Linked DNA regions of Homo sapiens: region 1 is linked to region 2. A link is an interaction called in ENCODE POLR2A ChIA-PET data of the cell type or tissue named here. Cell type or tissue: HepG2. All regions are shown on one strand. Each heading gives the region's core, and the rest is flanking DNA. Links, peaks and the distances in the headings are about the cores only.

The links. Peaks named below come from ENCODE experiments on the same cell type or tissue, not always from the same donor. Only the 100,000 strongest peaks of a DNase experiment are listed, where the experiment ranks them.
Region 1: POLR2A ChIA-PET joins it to region 2 with 7 read pairs; 6 of 35 experiments call an interaction of 5 or more read pairs at or near these places.

Annotation. Positions count from the first base shown.
Region 1 is chrX:41,462,197-41,473,217 of GRCh38, reverse strand. The region is part of intron 2 of NYX (nyctalopin); the gene reads right to left. It also overlaps the pseudogene GEMIN7P1. Among named protein-coding and RNA genes, the nearest start is that of NYX, 20 kb to the right of the region's middle. In HepG2, for the core only: no CTCF peak of the experiment used is centred there; no DNase peak of the experiment used is centred there.
Region 2 is chrX:41,321,195-41,332,215 of GRCh38, reverse strand. It overlaps the pseudogene SHISA5P1. Among named protein-coding and RNA genes, the nearest start is that of DDX3X, 7.5 kb to the left of the region's middle. RefSeq lists an enhancer at 4,526-4,820 and a silencer at 4,526-4,820. In HepG2, for the core only: a CTCF peak has its summit at 1,637; DNase peaks (open chromatin) are centred at 1,615 and 4,645; H3K4me3 peaks cover 133 bases.

The DNA of each region.
Region 1 (11,021 bases), core at 21-8,020, 140 kb before region 2:
CCCTCCTGCCTGTACCACCACTTGTGTGCTCCTAGTGTGGCAGGCCAGGACTCACTAATGCAGGCCTCCATAACTACTGTTTCGGCACTGACTGAATGGTTAAGTTAAATATTAAAAGCTGACCGGTCGCAGTGGCTCACGCCTGTAATCCCAGCACTTTGGGAGGCCGAGGCGGGCAGATCACCTGAGCTCAGGAGTTCACACCAGCCTGAGCAACATGGTGAAACTCCGTCTCTACTAAAAATACAAAAATTAGCCGGGCGTGGTGACGGGCTCCTGTAATCCCACCTACTTGGGAGGCTGAAGCACGAGAATCCCTTGAACCCGGGAGGCGGAGGTTCCAGTGAGCTGAGATCACGCCACAGCACTCTAGCCTGGGCGACAGAGTGAGACTCCATATCAAAAATAAATAAATAAATAAATAAATTTGCCCGTGACACGTGGGTTGGTGGCGGTGGCGCAGGCGGAACCCAGGCTCCGCGGCTCGGGGCCTGCCCTGGCCTCTACTGCGGGGTGCCGGCGGAAGTGGGGGCGCGCACAGTAGCCACGGACCTCGCCAAGACAATGCAGGCTCCAGTGACCTTTCCTGTGCCTGTGCTCCGGCTGCCCCGAGGCCCTGATGGTCTCAGCCGTGGCTTTGCCCCTGATGGACGCAGAGCCCCCCTGTAGTCAGAGGTTCTTGAAATCCAGGAGTGTTCCATAGCTCAAGAATCCTTGGAATCCCAGAAGCAGCGGGCCCGAGCCGCCCTTCGGGATCGTTACCTCCGCGGCCTGCTGGCCATGGTGAGTCATCAGGTGAGCTTCACATTGCACGAGGGTGTGCGTGTGGCCACCCACTTTGGAGCCACCGACATGGATGTGGCCAACTTCTATGTGTCACAGCTACAGACTCCCATAGGTGTGCAAGCAGAGGCGCTGCTCCGATGTAGTGACATTATTTCGTATACCTTCAAGCCATAAAGATATTGTTCACCTTTTTGCTTGAGGCTAAGCCACTGTATCCCAGGCCTCCCAATGTTCCCGAGCCAGGAACTCTGGGCTCCATGGAGTTATGAGCTCCCTTGGAATTTTGAGCCAAGCTTTAAGGAAGTCTGGACTCCTGAGACCTCCTGAGTCTAGTCAGTAAAATTCTGCAACTCTAAGAATTCTAAGATCCCATTGGAAGGAATGCTCTACCTCACAGAACTCTGAACTCTACGGAAATATGGGCCTGATGCCATTGCCTGAATACCAGGGCATCGGAGTGTGGTGATAAAGGAGGACAAACTGCACAGGGGGAAGTTGTTTATTAAAGAGGTTGCAAAGTTCAGCCACCCTGAAGATACTCCCCAGTGCTCCCCTCTTGCTAAAGAACCAGTTACCCCAGGGGAAAAAAAAAAAAAAATACATATATATATATACACCAGTGCCCTTATACAAAGGCTGGAAGGTAACAAAAGCCCACCAAGAGTTTTGCCCAAGCCTTTCCTGGGCCTTAAAGCATGACAAGATTATGAAATAATTCTTAACAGGACCCATTTAGGATTAAACAAGTTTTACTGGGGGTCTAAACTCCCCAGACCTCCACAGACAAGTTTATTGGGGGTCTGGAGGAACTCCCCAAACCTCCATGATTTAGCAGGAGACAAAATAAGGGTAATCACCCCAGCACCTGGACCCATCTAGATTAAGTAAATTTACTGAGGCTCCAGAGGAAGGTCTTCAGGACTCAGACCTTAGTTATAGATTAAAAGAAGTTAATCACATGTCTTTAGATGAATGCACACTTACACGTAGACATGTAGCTTAGAAGGTATATAAACTCTGGGCCAGGTGCGGTGGCTCACGCCTGTAATCCCAACACTTCGAGAGGCCGAGGTGGGCAGATCACCTGAGGTGAGGAGTTAAAGACTAGCCTGGCCAACATGGTGAAACCCCGTCTCTACTAAAAATACAAAAATTAGCCGGGCATGGTGGTGGGCACCTGTAATCCCAACTGCTCAGAAGGCTGAGGCAGGAGAATTGCTTGAACCCAGAAAGCGGAGGTTGCAGTGAGCTGAGATAGTGCCATTGCACTCCAGCCTGGGTGAAAAGAGTGAAACTCCATCCCCCCCCTCCAAAAAAAGAAGGTATATAAGCTCTGGAAAAGTTCGTAATTTTGAGTTGGTCTAGAGATATTTTCCAGGCCTTTTCCCTGTAACCAGTTACAGAAATAAAAAACTCCCTCCTTTCCCAGTTCATCTGCATCTCATTATTGGGCCGTGAGAAATAGCAGCCCCACCCTCAGTTTGGTCGGGGAACACTAGAATGTGGCCTTGAGGGTTTGTTGTCTGCAGGCCCTGGGGGATCTCCGAGGACATCGCTGTGGCCTTCACCCTAGATCTGCGCTGCCCAATACAGTAGCCACTAGCCCCGTGGGCTACTGAGCATTTGAAATGTGGCCAACCCAAATTGAGATGTGCTATGCATATAGAAGACACACCAGATTTCAAAGACTTAAAAAGAGTAAAATACTGCATCAATGATTTTTTTTTTTTTTTTTTTGAGACAGAGTCCTCACTCTGTCGCCAGGCTGGAGTGCAATGGCGCTAATCTCGGCCCACTGCAACCTCCGCCTCCCAGGTTCAAGTGATTCTTCTGCCTCAGCCACCCGAGTAGCTGGGATTACAGGCATGTGCCACCACACCCGGCTAATTTTTGTATTTTTAGTAGAGATAGGGTTTTGCCATATTGGCCAGGCTGGTCTCAAACTCCTGACCTCAGTTGATCCGCCCACCTTGGCCTCCCAAAGTGCTGGGATTACAGGTGTGAGCCACCACACCCAGCTGCATCAATGATTTTTATACTGATTACATGTTACAATGGTATTTTAGATATATTGGGTTAAATAAAATATTAAAATTAATGTTAACTGTTTCTTTTTACGTTTTTTAATGTGACTACTCAGAATTTTTAAACATGCGGCTTGTGTTATATTTCTGTTGGTGCTACTATAGTTCCTCTCACCAGAAGAATTCAATTCCTGAACACCCCCATTGAGTAAATTATGCCTCAAGGAGGAGGGAGAATTAGGGAGCAGGAGATTGGGAATGAAAGAAAAGCCTGTCAATCAATTTTTTTTTTCTGTAACAGTCACTAAAATTAAGCCAAAAGGACAGCATACTAAATAAAATCAATGACCTTCTTGCACATCTCAAAAGAATTAATTATAGACACGCTGCAGTTAAGTTCCATTCACCAGTCCTTGCCTGCTAGAAACTTTTTTACATCATCATGGGAGAGTAAGTTGCTTATAAATTACTTTCATTTTGAGCATTTGAATGGAGGATCAGATAAAGACTTCAAAAGCCCACAAGTAGGCTTGCCACCTGCAGCAAAGTAGAATGTCATGAGGCTGGGCACAGTGGCTCATGCCTGTAATCCCAGCACTTTGGGAGGCAGAGGCGGGTGGATCACCTAAGGTCAGGTGTTCGAGACTAGCCTGGCCAACATGGTGAAACCCTGTCTCTACTAAAAGTACAAAAATTAGCCGGGTGTGGTGGCATGCACCTATAATCCCAGCTACTCGGGAGGCTGAAGCAGGAGAATTGCTTGAACCCAGGAGGCAAAGGTTGCAGTGAGCCGAGATTGCACCACTACACTCTAGCCTGGGTGACAGAGTGAGACTCCGTCTCAAAAAAAAAAAAAAAAAGTAGAATGTCATCGTGGCCTGCTACCCTGTGGAAGCCAGAGGCCCCAAGCCCAATCTTGAGGACCAATGGAAAAGACAGCATGGTAGATGCACAATGTTTATTTCATGGTCAGGGGCAGCTCTATCTGAAATTCCTGTAGGAGAGCAAACGGTACCCAGATGTAAATATGCCCACCGATTCATAATTTCTACCCCTCCTCATCAGTACTCCCGAATTCCTAGCAAATACCCCTGGCCTGCCACTCACATCCTCCCATTCTGTACACATTACCCGGCCTTGCCTACCCAAGTCCCTGCAGGAACCTGAAGATGTGGCCCCAAAAGGGATATGTAGAATACACTTGCTGCCACCTCTGTAGCTCTGCTTGGTTTCCAGTGTCTTTTCAGGTCATCTGTTATGGACACTCCATGTTTTCTAAGCAGCTGAGAAGTGGATCCAGCCCTCTCAGACACAGCTGAAGAGCACTCAGGCCTTTGAACAGCCCCTCAGTTGTAAACTGGAGCCACTTCAACATTCTGATGTTGAGGATGCCTGACTTAGCTTTTCCATCTCCCTAAAAACTGAGATAGACACCAAGCTTCCAGCAAGGTTCTTGGGCTCTGTGCTGAGCCTGGCTGTAAACAGGGCTGCTGCTGGGCTGGGGAGACACCCTGCTAGGGAGACAGGGCCAAGAATATAACCTTAACTGCAGGCCTCAGCTGGAAAGAGGCAGAACCTTTTTCTATCAACCCTTCCAACTAGGTCAAGTATCAGGCATCAGGTTTCTTTACAAATAGTCCTTCATTCTACTCTCTTCTTTCTAATTAAGGAAAGTACACTCAGTCATATGACTCATGTTTATACCCCACAATAGCTAACACTGTTCCAGGCGCACTGTATGGCTCAATAAACGTTTGTAGAATTAAATGATGCCTTCCTATGCAAGGATTCCTCCATTTATTTTAAAAATTGTTTGCTGGCCAGGCATGGTGCTCATGCCTGCAATCCCAGCACTTTGGGAGGCCAAGGCGTGCAGATCACTGGAGTCAGAAGTTCAAGACCAGCCTGGCCAACATGGTGAAACCCCATCTCTACTAAAAATACAAAAATTAGCCAGGTGTGGTGGCGCGTGCCTGTAGTCCCAGCTACTCTGGAGGCTGAGGCATAAGAATCACTTGAACCAGGGAGGCAGAGGTTGCAGTGAGCTGAGATCACACTACTGCACTCCAGCCCAGGCAACAGAGCGAGACTCTGTCTCAAAAAAAAAAAAAAAAAAATTATTTGTCAAGGAACTCCTGGGATTACAACAGTCAGGATACAACCAATTTGTATAATGCAAGAGATCAGAAAGGTAGCTGCCTATGTTTAAAAAACATATATGAGAAGAGTGAGACTGAAGCTTCTCAATGTACACTGCTTTTAGCCTTTAACATTTTGAACCATGTGGCTATGTTACCTATTTCAAAAAATAGATTAGAGTTTAAACTTTAATTAAACACTCAAGAAATTGTCACTATTAGAGACTTATTTTTAGCCTCTGAAACTTTGATAGCCATTAGGAGCAATAACTAATTTACTGGATTATTTAGTGACATTTAAATTAAGTCAAGGCCGGGTACAGTGGCTCACACCTGTAATCCCAGCACTTTGTGAGGCTATGGCAGGAGGATCGCTTGAGCCCAGGAGTTTCAGACCAGCCTGGGCAATATAGTGAGACCCCTATCTCTATAAAAAATAAAAAAATTAGCCATGCACAGTGGTGTGCACCTGTAGTCCCAGCTACTCAGGAGGCTGAGGCAGGAAGATTACTTGAGCCCAGGAGTTCAAGATTACAGTGAGCTATGATTGGACCACTGAACTCCAGCCTGGACAACAGAGCAAGACCTTGTCCTCCCAAAAAATAATAAATTAAGTCTCCAGGCGCGGTGGCTCATGACTGTAATTCCAGCACTTTGGGAGGCAGAGGCAGACAGATCACCTGAGGTCAGGAGTTCGAGACCAGCCTGGCCAACATGGTGAAACCCCGTCTCTACTAAAAATACAAAAATTAGCCAGACGCAGTGGCACACGCCTGTAATCCCAGCTACTCAGGAGGCTGACGCACAAGAATCGCTTGAACCCGGGAGGCAGAGGTTGCAGTGAGCCAAGATCATGCCACTGTACTCCAGCCTGAGTGACACAGTGAGACTCCATCTAAAATAATAAATAATAAATAATAATAATAATAAATTAAGTCAAGTAAATTCTCAGAACTGACAGCAAAACTGTATTGGTTTGTTCAGTATAAAGACTAAGTACATGTTTAGTGAGCCAGAAAAGCAAGGCACCAAAAAAAAATTCTTTTAATAATAATATATGTGGATGAGTTCTACTGCAATCATGGCAGAGTAGCTTCTATCAGACTAACATTCCCACTGCTATCTATGGTAGACTCTGGACAAAATTTTTTTAAAAAAATTGTTTTAGCTGGGCGTGGTGGCTCACACCTGTAATCCCAGCACTTTGGGAGGCCGAGGTGGGTGGATCACCGGAGGTCAGGAGTTCGAGACCAGTCTGGCCAACATGGCGAAACCCTGCCTCTACTAAAACTACAAACAAACAAAAATTAGCCTGGCATGGTGGCAGGCACCTGTAATCCCAGCTACTTAGGAGGCTGAAGCAAGCAAATCTCTTGAACTCGTGAGGCGGAGGTTGCAGTGAGCCAAGATCACACCATTGCACTCCAGCCTGGGCAACAAGAGCGAAAATTCATCTCAAAAAAAAAAAAAAAAAAAAAAAAAGACCAGTCTGGCCAACATGGCGAAACCCTGTCTCTACTAAAACTACAAAAAAAAAAAAAAATTAGCCAGGCATGGTGGCGGGCACCTGTAATCCCAGCTACTCGAGAGGCTGAGGCAGGAAAATTGCTTGAACCTGGGAGGCAGAGGTTGCAGTGAGCCAGGTTCACGCCATTACACTCCAGCCTGGGCTACAAGAGCGAAACTCTGTCTCAAAAAAAAAAAAAAATTGTTTTAAAGCACCAGGGAACAACCAAAACAGGCAATCAGAGTCGATGCAACCCTTCAAAGAAGAGACACAAACTAGGTGAGATGTGCATCTAACTGATTTTTCCTCTCAGGATTTTTTTTTTATTTTTTATTTTTTTAGACAGGGTCTCTTCTCTCCGTTGCCCAGGCTGGAGTGCGGTGGTGCAATCTCGGTTCACCACAGTCTTGACCTCCCTGGGCTTGGGTAATCCTCCCACCTCAGCCTCCCAAGTAGCTGGGACTACAAGTATGTACCACCATGCCCAGCTAATTTTATGTAGACAAGGTATCACTATGTTGCCGAGGCTGGTCTTGAACTCCTGACCTCAAGAGATCCTCCTGCCTCGGCCTCCCAAAGTGCTGGGATCACAGGCGTGAGCCTCTGGGCCCGGCTCTCTCAGGGCAATTTCAAGTCCACACAGCACATGGTGAGTGAAGCTAAAGCAGAAAGCAAGCTGACAGCTTAGAGGTCAGCATTTATAGCTGCCACAGTGGCTGGAAATTGAGGAGGGAAAACATGGAAAAAGGGAGCCTCAAAAGAGGAGCCACAAAGTTAGTATACAGGTTCCCCTTATGTCCTTGGCTGAGTTCTGAAGGGCATATGTGTGGGATGACTCCAGGGAGCCCAAGGGGAAAGCAAGAACTAAACACCAAAAGACCTAAACAGAGATTTTAGCAATTGCCCAGTGACAGGAGGCAGTTTAAGAGTTCAAGGTCCCAGCTGGGCGTGGTGGTTCACGCCTGTAATCCCAGCACTTTGGGAAGGCGAGGCAGGCAGATCACTTGAGGTCAGGAGTTCGAGACCAGCCAACATGGTAAAACCTCATCTTTACTAAAAATACAAAAAAAAAAAAAAAATAGCTGGGTGTGGTGACAGGCACCTGTAGTCCCAGCTACTCGGGGGGCAGGTAGCTGGGACTACAGGTGGAGGTTGCAGTGAGCTGAGATCATGCCACTGCACTCCAGCCTGGGCAACAGAGCAAGGCTCTATCTTAAAAAAAAAAAAAAAAGAGTTCAAGGTCTGCCAAGTTAGAGGAGCTTGTCAAATACCTTGAGCTTTCCACTGAAACCCCAAAGGACCATGCCTCAGGAGTGAAGACCATTTCCCAGGACTAAAGGCAAAACTCAAGTAGTCCTACCCTTAAAAAGCCTAAAACCAAGGCTTTCAGGGAACAAGGTGATCTGCCAGTAATTTAACTGAATGCCAGAACAAAATTCTACACTCTTCAACAGAAGACAAGAGAATCCAGAGTTTCTACCACTGGCTCCGCAGTATCCAGTGTACAACCAAATACTAGTAGACATGTGAAGAAGCAGCAAACATGACACTTGTCAAGAAGGAAAAAAAAAACAGCAGAAGCAGATTCAGACAGCCCACATGTTGGAATTACCAAGCAAAGATTTGCTATAAATATGTTAAGGAATTTACAGGAAAAGATAGGGATCATGGGCAAAGACATGGGGAATCTGAATTTTAGAAGAGGTATGGAAACTCTAAAAAGGAACCCAGTAGAAATCTTAGTACTGAAACAATAGCTGAAATTTTAAAAATTATTGAATAAGATAAATAGCAGATTAGACACTGCAGAAGAAAATCTTCATAAACTTGAAGAGAGGCGAGTAGTTATTAACCAAAGTGAAGCACAGAGAGAAAATAAAAAGAAGACTGGGGGAAAAATTATCAGAGCCTCAATGACCTGTGGAACAATATCAAGCAATTAGACTAATATACATGTATGTGGAGTCTCAGAGGAGAGAAGATACAGAATATGGCTAAAAGATAGTTGATGACAGTTTCCAAATTTGATTAAAACAAGAAGCTTAGCAAGCCCCAAGTAACATAAAACACACACACACACACACACACACACGCACGGCCCATCATAGCCAAAGATAGAAAATTCTTAAAAGTATCCAAAACAAAAAGACATATTACATAGAGTAAAAAACAGTAAAAGATAATCACAGTTATGGTCTGAATGTTTATGTCCGCCTTCCAAATTTATGTGTTGAAATCCTAACCCCCAAAGTGATGGTATTAGGAGATGGAGACTTTGAGAGGTACTTAGGTCAGGAGAGTGGATGATCAAGAATGGGATTAGTGGCTGGGCACAGTGGCCCATGCCTGTAATCCTAGCACTTTTGGAGGCCGAGGTGGGTGGATCGCTTGAGCCCAGGAGTTTGAGACCAGCCTGGGCAACATGGCAAAACCCTGTCTCTACACAAAAATTAACTATGTGTGGTGGCATGTGCCTGTAATCCCAGCTACTTGGGAGGCTGAGGTGGGAGGATCGCTTAAGCCCAGGAGACAGAGGTTGCAGTAAGTGGAGATCATGCCACTGAATTCCTGCCTGGGCCACAGAGCCAGACCTTGTTTTAAAAAAAAAAAAAAAGAATGGGATTAGTGCTCTTTAAGCGCTGAATGAAAAGCAAAATTTGGCAACCTAGAATTCTCTCTCTCTCCAGTAAAAATATCTTCAGAAATGAAGGGCAATAGAGATATTTTCAGGTAAACAAAATCTGAGAAAATTCTTCTCCAGCAGATCTTCTGCACAGGAAATGAAGACATTCTTCAGTCTGAAAGAAAATGCTGGTAGATGAAAATTAGGTCTACAAGAAGGAATAAAGAGCGATGGAAATGGTAAGTATGTTACTAAATATAAAAGACTACTGGCCGGCACGGTGGCTCACCCCTGTAATCCCAGCACTTTGGGAGGCCGATGGGGGGGTGGATCACCTGAGGTCAGGAGTTCAAGACCAGCCTGGCCAACATGATGAGACCCTGTCTCTACTAAAAATACAAAAAATTAGCCAGGCATTGGGCTGGACGTGGTGGCTCATGCCTGTAATCCCAGCACGTTGGGAGGCCGAGGCGGGCAGATCACTAGGTCAAGAGATCTAGACTATCCTGGCCAACATGGTGAAACCCCGTCTCTACTAAAAATACAAAAATTAGCTGGGTGTGGTGGCGCACACCTGTAGTCCCAGCCACTCGGGAGGCTGAGGCAGGAGAATCGCTTGAACCCAGGAGGCAGAGGTTGCAGTGAGCCGAGATTGCGCCACTGCACTCCAGCCTGGGCAACAAGAGCAAAACTCCGTCTCAGAAAAAAAAAAAAAAAGAGACTACTATTTCTCACCTTAATTGCTTAAAAGACAAGTGACTATTTAAAACAAAAATAACAATGTATTGTGGAGTTTAAAACACGTAAATGAAAACTATGACAACAATTACATGAAGGATGAGAAGGGAGGTGAATTGAATTGTACTCTCATAAGGATCTTACATTATACTTGAAGCAATACAAGATTAATTCAAGGTAGACCACGACAAGGATGCATAGTGTAATCCCTGGAAAGTAAAAAGAATCTCAACACCTACCTCACACCATACGCAAAATTCATTTTAGATGGACCGTAAACCTAAATGTAAAAGCTAAAACTTACAAAGCTTCGTGGAGATAACACAGGAGAGTATCTTTGTTACCTAGAGGTAGGTGAAGATTTCTTGGGACAAAAAAAAAGAGAGAGAGAAGAAGAAAAAGCAATAACCATAAAATTAAAAATAATAATAATAAACTAGACTTCATCAAAATTTAAAACTTCTTCTCTTTCAAAGACACTGCAAAGTAAATGAAAAGACGGGCAATAGACTGTGAGAAAATATTTGTAAGTCACATATCTCATTAAAGACTTGTATTTAAAATATATGAAGAACTCCCAAAACTCAATAAGAAAATAATCCAATTAATAAATGGGCAAAATATTTGCAGAAACATTTCACCAAAAAAAGATAGACAGAAGATAAATAAGCACATGAAAAGATGCTCAACATCATTAGTTGTTAGGGAGATACAAATTAAAGTAGCCACCTATTAGAATGGCTAAAATTAGAAAGACTGGCCATACTATAAGAAGACAGCAGCCTGCAGCCCAGGAAAGAGCCATCACCAGAACCCAACCATGCTGGCACCCCAATCTTGGACTTCCAGCCTCCAGAATTGTGATAAATACATTTCTGTTGCTTATAAGCCACCCAGTTTATGGAACTTTGATACAATAGCCTGAAGGGACTAAAACAGGTGCCAAGTGTTGGAGAACATGTGGAACAGGTGGGACTGTCTTACACTGCCGGTGGAATGTAAAATGGGACTTCCAAATTGGAAACAATGAGGTTGTTTCTTTAAAAGTTAAACATATGCCTACCTTATAATCCAGCCATTCTACTCCTAGGGAAATAAAAGCGTATGTCTATACAAAGACTTTGGCAGCTTTATTCTTAATAGCCCAAAACTAGAAACAGTGCAAACGTCCATCAAGAGTTGAATGGGCAAACAAATGATATAGC
Region 2 (11,021 bases), core at 1,471-9,470:
GCCACAAATGCAAACTGGAAAGGTGTGTTGATTTCACAACTCAAGTTCCATGAGCAGCATTGCTACTAGGAACCTCATTTTCCAAAATGATGAACTATTAATAATTTTTAAATAAAACAGTACAATCTTCCTTCAATTGAAACAGTACCTGCATTTGTGGAAAATTCAGGATATATGGAAACTGGGCAAAGATACTTTGTGTTCATATGTAAAACAGTGTTAGTTCTAGGCTTAGATGATAATGAACTAGTTTTTCACCGACATGTGTCCAGTGATTCAATTATTCGCTCTGTGGGACTGACCAGCATCATAGAACATCCTAGCGTGCCTGGCTCCTGCCCACTAAATGCCAGTAGCTCTCGCCAGTCATTGTGACAACCAGAAATACACAGATTTCTACAATGCCCCTTGGAGAGCCACTAGGTTTAATGATATTAGGGTCCCTTCCTGCCCTGAGATTCGTGGATTCTCATGGAGTTTTGGTGAAGGACCTCGGTTTTGTTTCAGTTTCGTTTTCCTATGAACCAGGGTAAACATGAGTCAGGTTCGAAAACTGTGAGTTCCGACAGCTCTTCAAACTGCATATAGCAACAATGGGATGCACTGACTACCCTGGTTCTGGGCTTTGTTTTACTTTTGAGTAGAGCCGAGTACAGGGTACCGCCATGGGAGTACCTAAAAGAATTGAAATATACAGCAGTTCCCTATTTTCAATTAACCCCTGCTCATAGGCATACTTGGTTCAAACCACCAGGGTATTTTGTTAATCAATACGTTATAATTGGAATATCCAATTGGAGAGGAAGCGGGAAAACATACAAAGCTTTGTCTTTAAACACATTCACTTTGAAAAAGAATGATGTGCACACTTGAGGCAGCTAAATAAATGAGCCAACTTTCACAGCACTCCGAATGACTTTTCCGTTTAGCAACATTTGCATATTTTCTCCACATGGCAGTTATTTGCAAATTTTATTTGAAGTGACCTAAAAAAGGGTTAGAAATGGCTGAAACCAGGCCGGCCGCGGTGGCTCACGCCTGCAATCCCAGCACTTTGGGAGGCCGAGGCGGGCGGATCACGAGGTCAGGAGACTGAGACCATCCTGGCTAACACCGTGACACCCCGTCTCTAAAAAAAATACAAAAATTAGCCTGGGCGACAGAGCAAGACTCCGCCCCCCCCCAAAAAAAAAAAAGAAAGAAATGGCTGAAACCAGGGAAATTTTTTTTTGCACGCTCCCTTTCTTAATGTTTCCAGGCATTTTAACTGTTCATATTGAAGCAAATGTACTTCCTGCAACACCGCCCCCTCCCTCCACTTCCACCCCCATTCCTGGAGGTAGCGCAGTGAACCAGAGCCTGGGAATTGCAATTCCTCTAACTACCAGTTCAGCTCCCTGCTTACAGGCACCAGGCAACTCCCTTGACAGTGCCCTGGCTTCCTTATCTATAAAGTTGGAATAAAAGTAGTCTCTGCCTCCAAGAGTGTTTGGGATTCAAGGGCTTGTGCATGAATTGAAAGTGCTCTGCGAGGCAGGGCGTGGTGGATAATGCCTGTAATCCCAGCACTTTGGGAGGCCTAGGCACGCGGGATCACTTGATTCCAGGAGTTACGGCTTGGTGGCGCGCGCCTGTAATCCCAGCTACTCCAGAGGCTGAGGTGGGAGAATCGCTTGAGTCCAGGAGGTGGAGTTTGCAGTGAGCTGAGATTGCGCCACTGCACTCCAGCCTGGGCGACAGAGTGAAACTCGTCTCAAAAAGAAGGCGGGGGTGGGGGGGAGGAGAGGTAGTGTTTAAGATCTTTTTTTTTTTTTTTAAGTGTTTTGCAGGGAGTAAGAGCTTAGTACCAAGTGGCTCTGGATCCACATAACACGTGTCTAGCTCCCCATCCTCTCAACTCCCTTAGTAGAGTAGGTTGCTCTGGGCACTGGGCTCCCACAGTCTCCACTGTTCAAACTTCCACTGTAATTCCGTGTGGTACTGCAGCTGTGTGTGAGCCCACAGAGGACAGGAAATTTGTCACACCTCTCTATGCAGAATGGAGACAGAGATAGACTGAAATCACATTATTGCGATGCACATAAATAATGTGCCCAAGTAACCTAAAACCTGGGACAAAGATAATTAGACTATTCCGAAGCTAGAAGAAAAGGAGTTGTAAAAGGGATTCCAAGAGATAGGTACCTTAAAGCCTTTAGTGAATTTCATGATTGTCAGTCATTTTTCTGCAAGGTCCAGGGGAAGGGCCTCCTGGGTCCAGCTGATCCATACTTTTCTTTAGGGTGGATTTGGAATAAAGTTCAAAGACATAGAACTTCCCTATAATAAGAAGGATAATTATAGGTGTGGAGGTAAATGCAGTTCCGTACTTACTCTCTCTGTTTTTTGTTTTTTGTTTTTGAGACGGAGTCTCGCTCTATCACCCAGGGGCTGGAGTGCCATGGCACGATCTCGGCTCACCGCAATCTCCGCCTCCTGGGTTCAAGCGATTCTCCTGCCCCAGCCTCCCGAGTAGCTGGGATTACAGGCATGCGCCACCACGCCCAGCTAATTTTCTATTTCTAGTAGAGACGGGGTTTCTCCGTGTTGGTCAGGCTGGTCTCGAACTCCCGATCTCAGGTGATCTGCCCGCCTCGGCCTCCCAAAGTGCTGGGATTACAGGCGTGAGCTACCACGCCTGGCCTTAGGCAATTATTATACTCTCAAACAGCAGATCCGGCCTGGAATCTGCTTTCCTTCCTCAAAGAAGACAAGATCAAAAACAAAATTGTATCAAAGGGCATCTTTTCTACCACTAAAATTGCTAAAAATATTTTCAAACAGCAAAGCTCAGTGCATTTCTGCCTTTGTTCATGCAAAGTGACCGAAGACTGAAGTCTTGGAAGTATAGTGAAGGGGGTTGGGTCATATGCCCTCAGGAGGCCGAGCTGCCTCTTAGGTAGTAGGGGCATTTTAAGCAATCACTCTCTCAGGTGATGCAGAACTTAAAGCCTAGCCTTACCTCACAGATAGGGCTGTGGGCTGCATAGCAGTCCTTTGTTGGAATTATATGCTCTGTACTTCAAACCAATTTACTCTCCCCTACACCTTCCTACTTACAGATTATTGCTGTTATTGTCCTACAGACCTTCTTTGATGTCTATTAGAGTTAATCATTTTTAAAGCTTTTAAAACTTTTTCAAGGTTTTTTTTGTTTGTTTGTTTTTTTGAGACAGAGTCTCGCTCTGTCACCCAGGCTGGAGTGCAGTGGCGCGATCTCGGCTCACTCCAAGTTCTGCCTCCCAGGTTCACACCATTCTCCTGCCTCAGCCTCCCAAGTAGCTGGGACTACAGGCGCCCACCACCACGCCCGGCTAATTTTTTGTATTTTTAGTAGAGACGGGTTTTCACCGTGTTAGCCAGGATGGTCTTGATCTCCTGATCTTGTGATCCGCCCACCTCGGCCTCCCAAAGTGCTGGTATTACAGGCGTGAGCCACCGCGCCTGGACCTTTTTCAAGGTTTTAACTTTGAATTATTTAAAGACTTTCTTTTTTTTTTTTTTTTTAAAGAGACAGGGTCTCAATCTGCTGTCCAGGCTGGACTGTAGTGCACTTATAGCTCTCTGCAGCCTCAAACTCATGAGCTAAAGTGGTCCTCCAGCCTCAGCCTCCTAACGTGCTGGGATTACAGGCATGGGCCACCACACTCAGCCCTTTAAAGATATCTTGCTATAACTGTCCAACCCAGTGTCCTCTCAAGAAATACAAACTGAGCACAGTGGTTCATGCCTGTAGTCCTAGCTACTTGGGAGGCTGAGGCTGGAGGATCTCTTTAGCTCAGGAGTTTGAGGCTGCAGAGAGCTATGAGTGCACTACAGTCCAGCCTGGACAGCAGATCGAGGCCCCATCTCTTAAATAAATAAAAATTAAAAAAAAAAAAAAAGAAGAAAGAAAGAAAAAGAAAAACTGGGCCAGGCTTGGTGGCTCACGCCTATAATCTCAGCTTTGGGAGGCCAAGGTGGGAGGATCCATTGAATCTAGAAGTTTGAGACCAGCTTGGGCAACATAGCAAGCTCCCATCTCTACAAAAAATAAAAAATTAGCCAGGTGTAGTGGCATGCACCTGTAGTCCCAGCTACTCAGGAGGCTAAGGCACAGGGTGAGACCCTGTCTCAAAAAAAAAAAAAAAAATTGCCAGGCGCGGTGGCTCACGCCTGCAATCCTACCACTTTGGGAGGCTGAGGCGGGCAGATCACCTGAGGTCAGGAGTTCAAGACCAGCCTGGCCAGCACGGCAAAACCCCGTCTCTACTAAAAATATTAAAAAAAATTAGCCGGGCATGTTGGCGGGCGCCTGTTATCCCAGCTACTCAGGAGGCTGAGCCAGGAGAATCGCTTGAACCTGGGGGGCGGAGGTTGCAGTGAGCCAAGATCACCCCACTTCACTCCAGCCTGGGCAACAAGAGCAAAACTCTATCTCAAAAAACAAACAAACAAACAAAATGGATCATTTGTCCCATAGAACTTTCCAACCTCTCCCCCTCTACCTCACCCTTTGTGTGTCTACCAGAGTTTTCTTCTTGAACACAGTCCTGTTGTGCCATTTCCCTGCTTGAAAACCTCTGACACCTCCCATGGCATTCAAGGTCATTGCAGACCTAGTGCCTATCCAGTCACGATGGCTCCTATCCTCCATGGTTCCCCACCCATCTTGTGCACTTTGCCCCCTTTTACCACCCCACCCCCAGGCTGCACTTTTTGCTCCTCTACTGGACTTCTCACTATTCTCTGAGCATGCTCAGCATCTCCCCACCTCTGCACCTTTGTTCACCACGTCCCTCCCGGCACCTGTGCTTCCACCTTCTAATCCCTGCATACACACTCACTCAGCCAATGACAGTTAATTTTAATGTGTCAACTTGGCTAGGCCACGGTACCCAGATATTTGGTCAAACATCAGTCTAGACGTCACTGTAAATATATTTTTTATTATTTTTTATTTTTTGAGATGGAATCTCGGTCTGTCGCCCAGGCTGGAGTGCAGTGGTGCAATCTTGGCTCACTGCAACGTCCACCTCCCGGGTTCAAGCGATTCTCCTGCCTCAGTCTCCCGAGTAGCTGGGATTACAGGTGTGCACCACCACACCGGCTAATTTTTTTATTTTTAGTAGAGATGGGGTTTCACCATGTTGGCCAGGCTGGTCTCGAACTCCTGACCTCAGGTGATCCACCCGCCTCAACCTCCCAAAGTGCTGGGATTATAGGCATAAGCCACCGCGCCCAGCCATGTAAAGGTATTTTTTAGATGAGACTGATATTTGAATCAGTAGACTGAATAAAGTGGGTTAGCCTCCATATTGCAGGCAGGCCTCATCCAGTCAGCTGATGGCTTTAAAACACTGAGGTCTCCCTAGGAAGAGGGAATTCTGCCTCCAGACTCCCTTTAGACTCAAGACTGCAACATCAACTTTTCCTTGGGTCTCCAGCCTGCAGCTTGTCCTAAAGATTTTGGACTTGCTAACCCCACTATCATGTAAGCCGATTCATTAAATACATACATACTCTCTCTCTTCTCTCTTTCTGTCTCTCTCTCTTTCTCTCTCTTTCTCGCTCTCTCTCTCTCCATACACACACACACATACCCATGCATCCTATTGGTTCTGTTTCTCTGGAAGACCTTGACTAATACAGTCTTTCCTGCTCTGTGCTCCCGTAACCCTCTTTCTATTTCTATCTTTGCCTGTCTTGTATGATATGTAATCAGACACAGGTCGGTTTTTTTTTGTTTTTTTTTTTGAGACAGTCTCACTCTGTCGCCCAGGCTGGAGTGCAGTGGTGCAATCTTGGTTCGCTGCGACCTTTGCCTGACGGGTTCAAGCAATTCTCCTGCCTCAGCCACCCGAGTAGCTGGGATTACAGGCGTGCACCACCACACCCGCCTGATTTTTGTATTCTTAGTAGAGATGGGATTTCACCATGTTGGCCAGGCTGGTCTCAAACTCCTGGCCCCTTGTGATCCTCCCGCCTCAGCCTCCCAAAGTGCTGAGATTACAGGCATGAGCCACTGCGCCTGGCCCACAGGTCAGTTTCCTCCACAGCTACACGTTTACTGAGGGCAGACCATTTCTCCTTGTCTGCACATCTCCATGGAGCCTAGTGCCTTTTTTTTTTTTTTTTTAAGAGACAGGATCTCACTCTGTCACCCATACCGGAGTTGCAGTGGCATGATCATAGCTCATTGCAGCCTGGAACTCCTGGACTCAAGTGATTCTCCTGCCTCAGTCTCCTGAGTAGCTAGGACCACAGAGGTGCACCACCGTGACTGGCTAGGTTTTTAAATTTTTTTTTGTAGAAACGGGGTCTCACTATGTTGCCTAGGCTGGTCTTGAACTCCTGGGCTCAAGCGATCCTCCCATCTCGGCCCCTCAAAGTGCTGGGATTATAGGCATGAACCACCTTGCCTGGCCTCTTAAAGGTCCTGCTCCACCAAGAAAGGAGACGGCCCAAAGCACAGGCAGGAGAACTAGGGAAATGGAGAGCTTGAACAGCATCAAGGGAGAAGGAGCCAACCCAGAAAGGAAACACATGGCAGGGGTTACCAATGCAGATGTCTCCAGGGCTGGGCAGGTCATGTGGATGGAGGAGGCAGCAGAGAACAGATGAGGGTGGGATGGGGTGATCGGCATGGGTGCCCCATGAAGGGCCAGCCCCTTATTTCCCTATGGGAATATAGGCACAGTGATGCCAGCTTTTTCAAGAGAGGCTGGAAATCCAGATTTTTGTGTGAAATGTCCCAATTTGTAACTGTTGGCAGCTAATTCTGATTATTTCAGTGTACTGTTTGTGTCTAGAAGGCTTCAGGGCTACTGGTACTGTTCTGTTTTTCAGCCGGGTTGATGGGTAGATGAGTGTTTGGTTTTCCTGTATTTTTCTTGCCTTATAGAAATATAAATATCAGCTGGGTGTGGTGGCTCACACCTGTAATCCCAGCACTTTGGGAGGCCAAGGTGGGTGGATCACCTGAGGTCAGGAGTTCAAGACCAGCCTGGCCAACATGGTGAAACCTCGTCTCTACTAAAAATCCAAAAATTAGCCACGTGTGCTGGCACATGCCTGTAATCCCAGCTACTTGGGAGACTGAGGCAGGAGAATTGCTTGAACCCCGGGTTGGGGGTGGAGGTTGCAGTGAGCCGAGATTGCGCCACTGCACTCCAGCATGGGTGAAAGAGCAAAACTCCATCTCAAAAAAAAAAAAAAGAAAGAAAGAAAAAGAAATATTATAAATATCATTTCTTATGTATTCAAAATTAAGTTGAGAACTCTTGAAACCCTTTCTGTGAGTTCAGTTTCGCTGGCAGACCACCCGTTTGCATCCCCGCTGTGCATTAGTTTGTTGTTTTGCATTGCTTGTTGATTAAATGAGGTTTGTGGCTGTACACCTTCACTTGAATATTAATCAGTTAAGTGTTACTTTGTGCTGAAAATAGAAAAAGTCAGCGATGCTGTTTCTTCTACAAGAATTGTTCTGTGAAAGGAAAAATGTTGCAGCTCACCAACTGCCACCCACTCTTTCCTCTCTGGAATATTTTTGAACCTATCATGTGTTACCTTTCACACAACTTGATATTGAATATAAGAAGAAATATTAATCATTTTGCATAAACCAGAGTCTGGCTTCAAACATATACATGATTTTGATAAAGTCTGTGTGTGTGTATATGAAGGCACAATTTGCATCTCAGAATCTAAGAGACATCTAAATACTGGCATCAAGGATATATAGCTGTCTTTGGTTCCAAAGTTGTCCAGCATATATTTTGAATGAAGCAACCATGAGTCACTTGCAGCCTGGAACAAGTTACTTCACCATTCTGTGCCTCAATTTCCTCACTTACAAGTTTCTAGGCTGGGTGCGGTGGCTCACACCTGTAATCCCAGCACTTTGGGAGGCTGAGGTGGGAGGATCACTTGAGCCTGGGAGTTCGAGCGGGCAACAAAGTGAGACCTCATCTCTATAAAAAATAATAATAATAAAATAAATAAATAAATAAAATACATTTCTACATATGGGTGATACATTATTTTATCTAGGTGGCAGAAGTAAACCACGGAAGAGGAAAGTACCAAATCAAATCAAATTATTTTACTTATTCAAGAGATGTTTATTGGATAAGTGTGGTGGCTTACGCCTATAATCCCAGCACTTTGGGAGGCTGAGGCAGGTGGATCACCTGAGGCCAGGAGTTTGAGACCAGCCTGGCCAACATGGTGAAACCCCATCTCTACTAAAACTACAAAAAGTATTAGCTGGGTGTGGTGGCATGCACCTGTAATCCCAGGTACTCGGGAGGCTAAGGCAGGGGAATCGCTTGAACCCGGGAGGTGGAGGTGGCAGTGAGCCAAGATTGCGCCACTGCACTCCAGCTTGGGTGACAGAGTAAGACTCCATCTCAAAAAAAAAAAAAAAAAAAAGAGACGTTTATTGAACACCATGCTAAGTAAGGGCTCTGGGGAAGACAAAGAAGTTTAGGACATGGCCTCTGCTGTCATGGAATTGGAGACACAAGACACATGCACAAAAAGATTGTGACACAACATGAGGCAGTATGTAGTGCCAGTCATCTAGACTGTGAGCTCCTCTACGGTGGGGCCTGCATTCTATTCATCTTTGTAAATGTGGAACAAATGAATGAATAGTACCAAAAGCACAGTAGCTGTTCTAAGGAGAAAAATGCCATCATGGACTCGAAAGTTCATGAAGTGGTCCTTCCTGTGGCTGACATCATCGGGAGATTTGCTTTCCTTTTCTCCGAAAGGAGAGGAAATTGGAACTGAGTGGCCCATGATGGAAAGGGGAAGTCTAGGGGAACAGGAAGCCCCTGGGTGAAGGCAGAGGCTAACATGGGGTTCAGAGCGACCGTGGCCGTCGGCCTGACCATCTTTGTGCTGTCTGTCGTCACTATCATCATCTGCTTCACCTGCTCCTGCTGCTCCCTCTACAAGATGTGCCGCTGACCATGTCCAGTTGTGAGCACCACCACGCCCACCACTGTGGTGCATGCCCCTTACCCTCAGCCTCCAAGTGTGCCACCTAGCTACCCTGGACTACCAGGGCTACCACCCCATGCCCCCCCCAAGCCAGGAATGCCAGCAGCATCCTACCCAGTGCAGTACCCATCACCTTACCCGGCCCAGCCCATGGGCCCGCCGGCCTACTTCGAGACCCTGGCTGGAGGAGCAGCCACGCCCTACCCCACCAGCCAGCCTCCTTCCAACCCAGACTACATGGATGCCCCGAAGGCGGCCCCCTGAGCATGCCCTGGCCTCTCTGGCTGCCACTTGGTCATGTCATGTGTGTGTGAGTGGTGTGCAGGCACGGTTCCTTATGCCCCGTGTGTGCTATGTGTGTCCTGTCTGTATACGTGGCTTCCTCTGATGCCGACTAGGTGGGGAGTGATCCTTGCCAGCAGAGTGGGTTGGGACCAGACTTTGTTATCTTCCTCACCTGAAATTATGCTTCCTAAAATCTCAAGCCAAACTCGAAGAATGGGGTGGTGGGGGCACCCTGGGAGGTGGCCCCTGAGAGGTGGAGGGCTCTCCAGGGCACATCTGGAGTTCTTTTCCAGCTTCCCCTAGGGTGACGGAGTGTGGCCTGTCACACTAGGATGGCGCAGCTTTCTGTGAGTATGATACAGATGTGTCCTGATTTCAGCAGCGTAGCCAGCTGCCACTTGAGGCCATGGCTTGTCCCCAGAGTTGGGGGTACCCTTCGCAGAGCCAGAGACATAATGTAGGTAAAGCTTGGGATCTGACCAAATTGGGCTTTGATCCTTTGGGCCGATGTCCCATTGCTCCCTGGAGCCTGTGTCATGCCCATTGGGGGTCAGGCAGCCTCCTGATGCCAGAACACCTCAGGCAGAGCCCTACTCATCTGAGAGCTGTCTGCCTGGACTGTTCCTGTCCCTGCATCCTCCCTGGGACCACTTGGAGGACCACATCCACACCCAGCCTAGCTGCCCACAGGGAGCTCTCCTGCCCTTGCTGGCCCTGCCCTTCCCACAGGTGAGCAGGGCGGCCTGTCCACCAGCACACTCAAGCCTCTTCCCTGCAGTGTTTTCATTTTATTTTAGCCAAACATTTTGCCTATTTTCTGTTTTTGTTTTTGAGACAGAGTCGCTGTGTTGCCCAGGCTGGAGTGCAGTGGCATGATCTCGGCTCACCGCAACCTCTGCCTCCCAGGTTCAAGTGATCCTCCTGCCTCAGCCCCCCTAGTAGCTGGGATTACAGGCATGTGCCACCATGCCCGGCTAATTTTTTTTTTAGTAGAGATGGGGTTTTGCCATGATGGCCAAGCTGGTCTCGAACTCCTGACCTCAGGTGATCCACCCACCTCGGCCTCCCAAAGTGGTGGGACTACAGGCATGTTTTCTGTTTTAAAACATGATAGTTGATGTGAGACTGAAACCCCTGGGTTGTGGAGGGAAATTGGCCCGGAGGAGAGGAATAACCTGGCTAATGTGAGAGTTCCTGCTTCCCCTGACACCGGCTTCATGGAATATGCAACTCCTGTACCCCAGTCCAATGTGTTCTGGCAGCAGGGACACCTGGGCCAAGGGGCTGTCTGGACCAAAGGTGGGGTGTGGGGCCCTGGATGGCAGCTCTGGCCCAGACATCAATACCTCGGTGTTCCCCGTCCCTCTGTTACTGTTTCACCAGAGCTGTCTCATGGAGGGAAAATTGACAAGACAAGGTCCTGATTAGAGATGGGGCTGGAAAGCATTCTCAGGTTTTGAGGCTCAAGTATTTACTGCAATGAAAATGTAAGGGCCGGGCGCGGTGTCTCATGCCTGTAATCCCAGCACTTTGGGAGGCCAAGGCAGGAGGATCACCTGAGGTCAGGAGTTCGAGACCAGCCTGACCAACATGGTGAAACCCCATCTCTACTAAAAATACAAAAATTAGCCAGACGTGGTGGCAGGCGCCTGTAATTCCAGCTACTAGAGAGGCTGAGGAAGGAGAATTGCTTGAACCTCGGAGTTGGA